2 separate regions of the Homo sapiens genome follow, and region 2 is linked to region 1. Evidence: chromatin loops called from intact Hi-C (ENCODE). Cell type or tissue: A673. All regions are shown on one strand. Links, peaks and the distances in the headings refer to the core of each region. The heading gives the core; the rest is flanking DNA. Region 1 has its middle 38 kb from the start of CEMIP2. Region 2 has its middle 160 kb from the start of CEMIP2.

What was found. Peaks named below come from ENCODE experiments on the same cell type or tissue, not always from the same donor. Only the 100,000 strongest peaks of a DNase experiment are listed, where the experiment ranks them.
Region 2: it touches region 1 in a loop (5-fold over the local background); 28 of 110 quality-filtered maps call a loop at or near these places.

What each region holds. Positions count from the first base shown.
Region 1 is chr9:71,803,847-71,809,232 of GRCh38, reverse strand. It overlaps the pseudogene LOC100420790. Among named protein-coding and RNA genes, the nearest start is that of CEMIP2, 38 kb to the right of the region's middle. In A673, for the core only: a CTCF peak has its summit at 2,234 (motif pointing left); a DNase peak (open chromatin) is centred at 2,212; H3K27me3 peaks cover 242 bases.
Region 2 is chr9:71,602,394-71,607,779 of GRCh38, reverse strand. No RefSeq gene overlaps it. Among named protein-coding and RNA genes, the nearest start is that of CEMIP2, 160 kb to the left of the region's middle. In A673, for the core only: a CTCF peak has its summit at 3,137 (motif pointing left); a DNase peak (open chromatin) is centred at 3,129.

The DNA of each region.
Region 1 (5,386 bases), core at 288-5,287:
TGTAGTTGTTTTATTTTAAGTAAACTAGTGTAATGTTACCTACATATGATTTTCTCAACATATTTGCAAAATCACCCTTTATAAAAATACATACACTGTATTTCTGAATTATTTATAGTGTATCATTTAGATGAAATAGGCAGAAAAGTTGTTCCAAAATAGCAATGGGAAAAGAAAACCCTATGAAAGATGATTTTATTTCTATTTTAAGATTTCTTATAGTAAGAAACACCTCATTATAATGAAAATGTAGCTTAAAACTTAGCTCAAGGCAGTGTGCTATAATGGACAAAGCAGGTCAGGGTCAATGAATCTGCATTCTGATCCCAGCTTTGTAATTAATCAGGGAAACTTGGACAATCCAATTACCCTCTCTGGGTCTCAGCCTTCTAATCTGTAAAATATGAGATTTGGACTTGTTGATCCTTTCCAGGTCAAAGGGTTTCTGATTCCTTTAAAAAATATATATGCATATATATTTTTTTACAGAGACGGGGTCTCACTCTGTTGCCCAGGCTGGAGTTGAGTGGTGTGATCATTGCTCACTGCACCCTCTAACTCCTGGGCTCGAGGATTCCTCCCACCTTAGCCTCTGGAGTAGCTGGGATTACAGGGGCAAACCACCGCAACCAGGTACAGAGTTTCTGATGCTATTTGTGATTTTAATAATGCAGTTTAGCCAGATAATGTCAAATTCTGTTAGTAATTTGGCTGATGTCTTATTTAACAAAAGAAAACATCATTTTGAAAAATATCTCTTTGTAGAAAGCTGAATTACTGTTCTCTAGAAGCAAGGGCAAGGAGTTACACAATGAAAGAAAAGAGTGAGGGGCAAGAGAATTGAGAAGAAGACTGGAATGGTGAGTGTTTTAAGGTGAATGAAGGAGTGAGTAGCTGACATGGAGAAAAGGACAGGTGGGTGTTCTCTAAGGAGGATGTTTATGAAGATTTGCTCTGTGTTGTGCAATGAAATTCCTTTTGTTGTTGTTGTTTTTTAAAGAGACGGGGTCTCACTATATTGCCCACACTGGTCTCAAACTCCTGGGCTCAAGCAATCCTCCCACCTCGGCTTCCCAAAGTGGAAATTCCTTTTTTGTTGCCTCATCAAGAGACCCAGAGTTAAGACCTAAATAATCTATATAACCCCTTCATTGTTCTTTGTGGCAAGATGTGGTTCTTTATAGTTATGACAATGTGATTAACCTGAACATGAGATGTCCATGTTATTTTCAGGTTAGATTTATGACCTAGAGAGATCTACTTTAATGCAGCCTCACTCCTAAAATAATGCTATTAAAAAGCAGACAAGGAGATCATTTATTGAGCATGCAACAGCCACTTTACATATATTGTCTCTAACATTTTGAACAATTCTACATTGTATATCTTTTCTTTTCCATATAAAATCTGCCTCTGGGAAGTTAGGCACTTTATTTGCTCTTAGGAGAGTCTCAAAGAAATCTTTAATGAGATAAGCACAATTTTGCACATTTCTGCAATAATCTCAGCCATTGCTAGCTGTTCTTTGCTATATTAAAAATTAGTTAGATTGCTCTAAATTACATAAACATTACAGAGTTAAAATAAATATTAGCCAAAGTTGAATCTTTAAACATACCATGCATAAAAAATATGGTTGTATTCTTCCAAACCAAATATTTTATAAATATTTAAATGAGTGGACATATTAATTTCCATAATTATAACAGCAAAGTAAAAAAAAAGTAATTATCATGTTGAGCATGTGTAGTAAAAGCAAAAGCAAAGCTTGTAAATGTATTTGGAACTTCGGTTCCTCCTCTTAGTTTGTACAGAGTGACCCCCAAATTGATATAACCAGGTCTCCTGACCCCCCAGCTTGGTCTGATTTTTGCTACATGGACTACCTCAAACACAAAAGACCTCAACCTCCACTTCCTCCTGTTTGTCCATTTTGCCAGCAATCAACCTCTACCAACAGCCATTTGATTATAATTACACCTTGTTTTCCCATTTGGGTCAAGGCTGAACTCAGGCTCTTCTGGATGGTGAACTGCTGAGGGACATCATAAGAAAGTTTGAAGTTCTGCATAATTGCTGTAACAACCTGCCCTTCAGCTCTGATCTCCAACCACACTCACACTGGCTGGGCCACTCCTTTGAAGACAAAGAAAACAGTGCCAGAGGCTGTCCTACTTAATAATAAGCCTTTGGCTCTCTCTGCCCTGTATGCACATGGTGCCCTCTACTGGCAAAGTGGAGCCACATCCAGGAAGGGGATGGAGAATTGGATTATTAATGGCTTTGGGCATTCAGCGAAATCAGACCACAGTACCTGCTAAGGCCTTCCTGATAGCTTTTTGTTTGCTGATTATAAGCATTATTTGAGCTAAAAGTAGAAAGCAGTATGCTTTTATTTGCAATTTAATCATGCACGTTGCTATGGTAATGTAAAATACTTTACAGTAATTTGCATGCACTTTATCGCATTATCGTTTTAGACATTTTTTTATATGTAAACAATAAGTTTAATTATTTATTAAGTTTAACAGTAATCAGGCTGGTAGCTCACTCCTGTCATCGCGGCACTTTGGGAGGCTGAGGAGAGAGGATCATTTGAGATCAGGAGTTCGAGACCAGCCTGGGCAACATAGGGAGAATCCCCACTTCTTCTCTACAAAAAATAAAAGAAAATTAGTTGTGCATGGTGGTGCACAGCGGTAGTCCCAGCTACTCAGCAGGCTGAGGTGGGAGGATTGCTTCAGCCCAGAAGGTTGAGGCTGCAATGAGCCATTAACGTGCCACTGCACTCCAGCCTGGGAGACAGAACAAGAGACATTGTCTAAAAAAAAAAAAAAAAAAAAGAAAGAAAGAAAGAAAAAAAGAGAAACAAAAAACAAACAACAATCAGAAAATTTTCTTCAAAATAATTTTCTTAGTATGATTGCCAACAACCTTATATTAAGGGGATGAACCCAAATTATTAAATAAAATAAAAACACATCTGAAAAAAAAGGCTATAGAAGAAAGTGCACAAGAACAGGCACTTATACATACTTTTCAAAAGGACATAAACTGCACTTTTCTTGGGTGGAGGGGCGGGGACACAGTCTCTCTCTGTTGCCCAGGCCAGGCTGGAGTGCAGTGGCACGATCTTGGCTCACTGCAACCTCTGCCTCCTGGGTTCAAGGGATTCTCCTGCCTCAGCTTCCCGAGTAGCTGGGATTACAGGCATGGGCCACCACGCCCCACTAATTTTTGTATTTTTAATAGAGATGGGGGTCTCACCATGTTGGCCAGGCTGGTCTCAAACATCCTACCTCAGGTGATCCTCCTGCCTCGGCCTCCCAAAGTGCTGGGATTACAGGTGTGAGCCGCTGCACCCGGCCAAACTGCACTTTTAGGCACTGTTTCTCTTCAGATTTCCTTTGTCAACAATATATGGCAGGACTTTTGATGCCCAGATGCTAACACAGAAAGATGATTAAGTCACCTTTATGCAAAAAAGCTTGTGTCTAATGCGCAGAAAATAAGTAGATAGCATGTTATAAATAAAGGTTTGCAAAGATAAGTTGTTTGATACTGAAAAGGTTTGCTGTCTCTTCATGTAATTAAACAATACAAATCTATGTATATTATGCCACTGGAGTCAAACTCTTAAATGGTACTTGATGTGCAAAATCTTCACCTTTAAAATAATTTTTGAATTTTTTTTAAAGAGAGTCTTGCTATGTTGCCCAGTCTGGACTCAAAACCCTGGGTTCAAGGGAATCCTCTCACTTCAGTCTCCTGAGTAGCTGGGACTATAGGCACACACCACTGCACCTGGCTAACTTTTACAACTTTAAAACAGGCAGATATTTCATTTCTGTGCTGTTTTATAGGCTGGCTATGTGTAACAAAGTTTATTTTAAAATATTTATTTATAATAAACAGCTGGTCAGTTGTGAGAGCCAACTATGTCTCCTAAGCCCTTGTATTAAATAGACACACTCTAAATATAAAATGTTTGGCATATAGTCATTGGATTTTTTTTTTTTTTAGATGGAGTTTTGTTCTTGTTGCCCAGGCTGGAGTGCAACGGCACAATCTCAGCTCACCACAACCTCCACCTCCCAGGTTCAAGTGATTCTCCTGTTTCAGCCTCCTGAGTAGCTGGGATTACAGGCATGTGCCACCACGCCCGGCTAATTTTTGTATTTTTAGTAGAGACGGTGTTTCTTCATGTTGGTCAGGCTGGTCTCAAACTCCCGACCTCAGGTGATCTGCCTGCCTCAGCCTCCCAAGGTGCTGGGATTACAGGCGTGAGCCACCGCGCCCAGCTAGTCATTGGATTTTTAAAACAATTACAACCTCCAGAATTCCCCATGTTGTATCATATTGAGTAGTTAAAAAATTATTTAAGTATTTTATTCTTTCAAAGAGAATTTTACTCCAATCGCCTTCAATTTCGTTCTATCATACTCTGGAGTGGACCCACAAGTTTACTGTGCATGTTCATTAAACCGTAAAGTGTTTCACAATTTTCACTGTTAGTTCTAAAGTAGCATCTTCAGCATATAAACAAATAGTTTGGGGATGCTGCTGGAAAGCTAAAATAATCTTTTCCACTTTTGCTTTGTACAGGGAAAATGCCTTGTGTCTGTCTCTTATGAGGATCATTCCTAGCAACAGAAATATTTATTCCTCCAGCTTTTAGAAATTTATTTTCAAATCCATCACATTCTGCTTGTAAACTTGCAGCACCCTCATCAAGATTATGAGCATGATTAGGATCTATAACAATATACTTTAAAAGGTTATGAGCATGATTAGAATCTATAACAATATACTTTAAAAAGTTACTCATACAGTAATGGTAGCTTTCAGGATGATTTCTGGGCAGTACTCTACATGCTCATCCATGTTAAATGTCTTCACATATTTAAAAGAAAGGCTTCCATTCTTGCAATAGCCTTTTAGTTTTTTGTGGGTTTTTTTGTTTGTTTGTTTGTTTGTTTTGTTTTGTTTTGTTTTTAGACAGGATCTTGCTCTGTTGCCCAGGCTGGAGTGCAGTGGAGCGATCTTGGCTCACTGCAACCTCCACCTCCCGGGTTCAAGCAATTCTCATGTCTCAACCTCCCAAGTAGCTAGTACTACAGGCGTGCGCCACCATGCCCAGCTAATGTTTGTATTTTTAGTAGAGACAGGGTTTCACCTTATTGGCCAGGCAGCTCTCGAATTCCTGGCCTCAGCCTCCCAAAGTGCTGGGATTATAGGCATAAGCCACTGCGCCCAGCATCTTTTAGTTTTTAGTAGCATCCTCAAGTCATACTCCCGGTTGACTGACCAACTCTTCTGATGCTAAAGCAGTGGGAGCCCCTGATAGCTTTTTCCGAGAGAAAAGTCACTGATTTATGCTGTGGTA
Region 2 (5,386 bases), core at 287-5,286, 200 kb after region 1:
CAGAATTATATACTTGGCACGGAACAAAGTTTACGGAACTCCCTGGACATGGCCTTCGGCTCAGAACCAACTGGCAACTCCAGTTGGTTAGAAGAGTCAATTACATTTGTAAAGGTTTTCGTTCTTAGAAAAGCATACTCGAGGAACAATTAGGAAAACAATCTCTTTGACTTGGCTGAGATGAGGCTAGAAATATCATCTGTCCTAAATTTAAATTTGTTGGGGCTGAAGACAACATAAGCTCTATTTTTGATGATTACAGGTCATGATTTCCACAGCCTGACTGTTTTTGGCAACATATTATTGTGTTAAATGGCACATAAGCAGTTTTCAAATTCAAACCATGAGATTTTCATCCTTTTTATCTCCCCTATTTGCTAATCATAGCCTGCTTTTTCTAGATCTTCTCTTTGGCTGTGCTATTAGAGAATCCTAATCAAAATTTCCTTAGGGAAGATTCTTCTTTGAGTTGATCACTGAATACACTTTTTTTTCTACTCATCAGACCACTCGTTGTGAGTAATTGAAACCTATAGATGGCCTATTGTCTAGTTTAGAGAACTGAGTCAATTTCTCTTGGCAAAAAGTGGCTAGGGCATTGAATTGAGATGGAGCATCTATCTACTATAGGGGAGAAAAGTTTGCTGCCAGATCAAGTTGGAAGATCATCTCCTCTAAGTCATATGCCACATTATTTATCTCGCTCTACTTTTTTCATTTCTACTGGGCAAGTTCTATTTACCCCCAATTCTTACATACAAAATTGTGTGTGTTCATTTTTGCCCTTATGGTATGTTGGATACAATGGAGGCCATCTGTCTTTTTTATTTTCCAACAGTATGTTCACTTCTTATATGATGCCTATTAAGAATTGTTAAAGTGAATTAAGTATGGCCTGACAAGGACTCTGTACTTCTATATTTGACTCTTTGTGGACTAACCGTAACCTAACTTAATAGGTAGACAAGATTGAAAACCTAATTTAGGAGTATGTGCCGGTAACAATAGCTGAGTCTTGGCCAATCCCAGCAGCCATACTTCAACTACTCACACTGCTGAGTGTTCAAACTGTGTTCAAATAAGGCAGACCCCAATCTGTAACCAATCCAGCTGTTTCTCTACCTCACTTCCAATTTCTGTACATCGCTTTGCTTTGTTTGTCTATAAATTTGTTCTGAACCTGAGGCATCCATAGAGTCTCTCTGAATCTGCTGTGATTCTGGGGGCTGCCTGATTCGTGAATTGTTCATTGCTCAATTAAACTTTAAATTTAATTTGGCTGAAGTTTTTCTTTTAAAAGTACAGAGGAAAACATTGCAGCAATTCAGTGTTTCTTGAAGGAAGCAGAGAAAAAGTCCTTCTGTCTTCTGCATTCTCTTCAAACTATCTGCCAGGTGGGCTCTCACCTCCTCCTCTCTGAGGCATCAGCCCAATAGAGGAGGCCTGGGAATCTGTGTCCTCTACCTTGTTACCTTATTCTTTCTTTAACCATTATTCTGTAAGGAGCAGTCTCAGGTGGCTTCCTACTATTGGAAGGAGTGTCCATTCTACATTCTGTCGGAGCCTCCCTAAGGTCATACAACATGGATCTTGATGCTAAAGATATAGGATGACTTGGAACTACGGATTATTGAGAATGAAAAGATACCACTTTAATTCCTCTTTCTCCAAAATAAAACCCTATTTTATTATTATTATTATTATTATTATTGAGATGGAGTTTTGCTCATTGCCCAGGCTGGAGTGCAATGACATGATCTCAGCTCACTGCAACCTCCGCCTCCTGGGTTCAAGTGATTCTCCTGCCTCAGCCTCCTGAGTAGCTGGGATTATAGGCACCCACCACCACATCCAGCTAATTTTTGTATTTTTAGTAGAGACAGGGTTTCAACATGTTGGCCAAGCTTGTCTTGAACTCCTGGCCTCAGGTGATCCACCCGCCTCTGCCTCCCAAAGTGCTGGGATTTACAGGCGTCTGGCCCCTATTTTATTACATTACAAAAAAGGGGCTGTAGTAGTCATATTTTTGTAACCTACTTGAAAATATCATGGACAGCTTTCTATGTCCTCAAGTATAGGCCTGCATTGTTATTTTCATTAACTCCATGCTATTACACCATAGTATACCTGACCTTTATTTGTTAACTTAAAAAATGAAGGATTTCATTAATAGAGCTCTTTTGTAGTAATTACTATGATTTCTTTCAGGCCAGAAAGTTGCTACTTCTGTACATTGGCATATTTTTCTCTAGCTGTTAGAAACTATTCAAGTCCCTTAAGGCTTTTAGAACATCCTAAACTTGATGCTCATATCAGCTATTAACAGTCAAACAATTGCCGGTGAGATTATAAAGTCCCATAGAGAAGATTAGAATGAATTTCAGAAAAATTCCCTAACTTTCAGAATCTACTGATTAACAGAATTTAGATACCTACGTCTAGCTAAAGCTGGGCCTAGGTTCTCTGGACTTATGTTATGTGGCACCATCATTATTCATGTGATGTGAGAAATAACCCACCTCAAAATGATTTGTCAATATTTGAATACCCTGAAATCTCACCTACAATAACTTCATTATTTTACCTTGCATTTTTGGTTCCATGGTTATGAAATGCTGTTGCTGTTGGCATCATTTATGCTATGATATAAATGAGCTTCAGAAGCTGTGTGTGTGTGTGTGTGTGTGTGTGTATGTGTGTGTATGTGTGTTTTCTCACATCCCTTCTTGAAAAACCATTGTGAGAAGAAAAGCGGATAATCATATTGAATATCTAATGCAGGAAGGTGGCCTGATGGGTATGGAGGGGTGGAGGTGGGGCAAGGGTGAAGGTTCCATGAACTTGATGTCTGGAATCACTACAGGGTCATTTGCCTAGTCATAGTTTTTCCCAGCATAATTTCTGATGGGAGCATAGATGACAAAGAAAATTTCAAGCCTTATGAGGAATAAAGGGAAAATTCTCATGCCCCATGGACAGATCTGATAAGGAGCTTCAACAAAAAAGACTTGTTTTATAAACTTGAAATGAGGAGAGATTTTCTTTACCATTCAACAGATGGTAAAGGAACCACAGGCAAGAGAGCCTGAAGATGCTTTGCAGGTCTAATTTACTGTCAGTTGAGCGCCCCCTGGGGGATAGCCAGTGGAGAAGGTGGTCCAGGTCCCTGAATATTGGCCATTTTCCTCTTTTGAACAGTCTTTGGGGCAGTGCCTGATTTGACTTGGGAATTAAAAGAGGCTTGAGGCTCATAATCATTTATAAGGGATCAGTAATAATTCCAGCTCTGTTTATGTTCAGTAGTTGTAAGATTAAGGTAAGTGGCATACTTTGCAATCCGCAGGTTGCCACAGGGATATTAGCAATCATTACCGCAATGACCACTCACTCCCTATAAGGCTGCCTGAGATCTCATATGGAAGAGAATATAATTTTATTTTCATAAAAACCCTAAGAAGAAGGGAAGGAAACTACTTTAATTTTCCAAAACGAAGCTAGCTTTATTTTGTCTGATAGTAGAATACATAAAATATTATAGAATATGTTTATATAGAATATTTTAGTAATATACTGAAATGTGTAGAGTATTCAAACATTAACATAACAAAGAAAAGAGACTACATCTTTTGAACTTTGGAATGTATCACTAAATCACCCTCCAAAGAGACTAGATCAATAAATATACTTACCAGAAGTGTGTGAGAGCAGCCTATTGCTTGCACACTTGCAAATCCTGGGCTTTGTCCATCTTTTTAATTATAACCAATCTGTTGTTTTTTTTGCATTTCTTTGATTACTAGTGAGGCTGAACATCTGTTCATATATTTACTAGCCCTATTTCTTTTTAAATTGTTTATTCATTTTTTTTTTACCCTTTTTTCTTTCTCTTTTGTGCTGATTTATAAGAACTTGAGGCACTATGGGTATTTACCCTTTTCCTGGCACATATGTTGCAAATCTTTTTCTCCAGGTGTTATCTTTTATCCTTGATTGCAATGTGTTTGTTATTTAAAAACTTTGTTTTATGCAGTTAAATACAGTAATATTTTCATTTATGGTTTCTGGCTTTAGCACCATTGCATGGAAAAACTTTCCTTATTTAAAGATGTAAAATTATTCACCCCTAGTTTCTTTGAAAATAGCATTTATTGAATGTCTACATATGCCAGGAGCTATGTTTGGCTTATTACATGTATAAGTTTATTAAATTTTCACCACAGTCTTATGAGGTAGGTATTACCATCATCTCCATTTTGCAAATTAAAAATTGCAGGTTGGAAAACTGATTTACTCATGATCACCAGGCCGAGAAGTGGTAGGCCCATGCTTAGAGGTCAGACTTCTGACTTCATGGAATATAAACTTTCCAAGTATTTAATATCCAGAGATGATCCTGCCTACAGATATTAAATTTGAATAAATTCATAAATTAGAATCTATTACAAATACTTTCCCTGGAATAAAATGCCCAATCTTGAAAAAATTACTTTAATAGCTTCATGGGTGCTAGATAATAAAAAAAAAGTAGTGAATATGGCTGAGAATGCCAAGAACCAGTTTATAGAGCAAAATATATTAATTTCCATAATGTAGATGAATAGACTATTTGGGTTTTTGCAGTAAAGAAAGATTTTAATTGACGTGAGGCCAGCCACCCCATGTGGGAGAAGAACAGAGTTATTACTCAAATCAATCATATTGAAGGCTTGTAGGTTAGGTTTTTTTCCAAAGGCAGTTTGGGGGAAGTGATGGGGGTGGCTAGGCCTTACTGCTGATTTGTTGGGTCCAAGATGAAACCATAGGGTTGTTGAAGCTGTCCTCTAGAACTGAGGTGCTTCTAGGTGGGGCATGGAAGTGTGAAATCATCAGTCAGTGAGTCCAGGTGGAGTCATGGGTGTCACATGTATATAAAACCTGAAAAGATAGTTCAAAAGGTCAATCTACAACAGTAAATTTGCATATTTTGTGACCAGTCTACACCTTAGCAGAATTCAGTTTCCTCTCCTCCCCCTAGCATGAGGGCCTTTTGTTATCTATACAAAGGTGGTTGAGTTTTTGTGAAAGTCCTATTATCATTTGAACTATAAATTCAATGTCTACCAAAGTTAGCTTAGCCTAAGCCCAGGAATTCTTAAGGGAAAGGCAAGATGGGGAGGGCAGTGGGTTAGATCAGATCTCTTTTACTACCATCATGTTCTGTTATAATTTATGCAAAGGCAGTTTCAATGTCACACATTTCTGAATCACTTCTAGCAACATCAAACTAGCAAACTACAAAATGTTCTATAAACAAGCTAGCCAGGCTCTTGCTAAGATGAGAACTGTTTGGTAAATTTTAAAAAACATGAAACATAATGAAGATACTGCTATTGATACGGATTTTTCC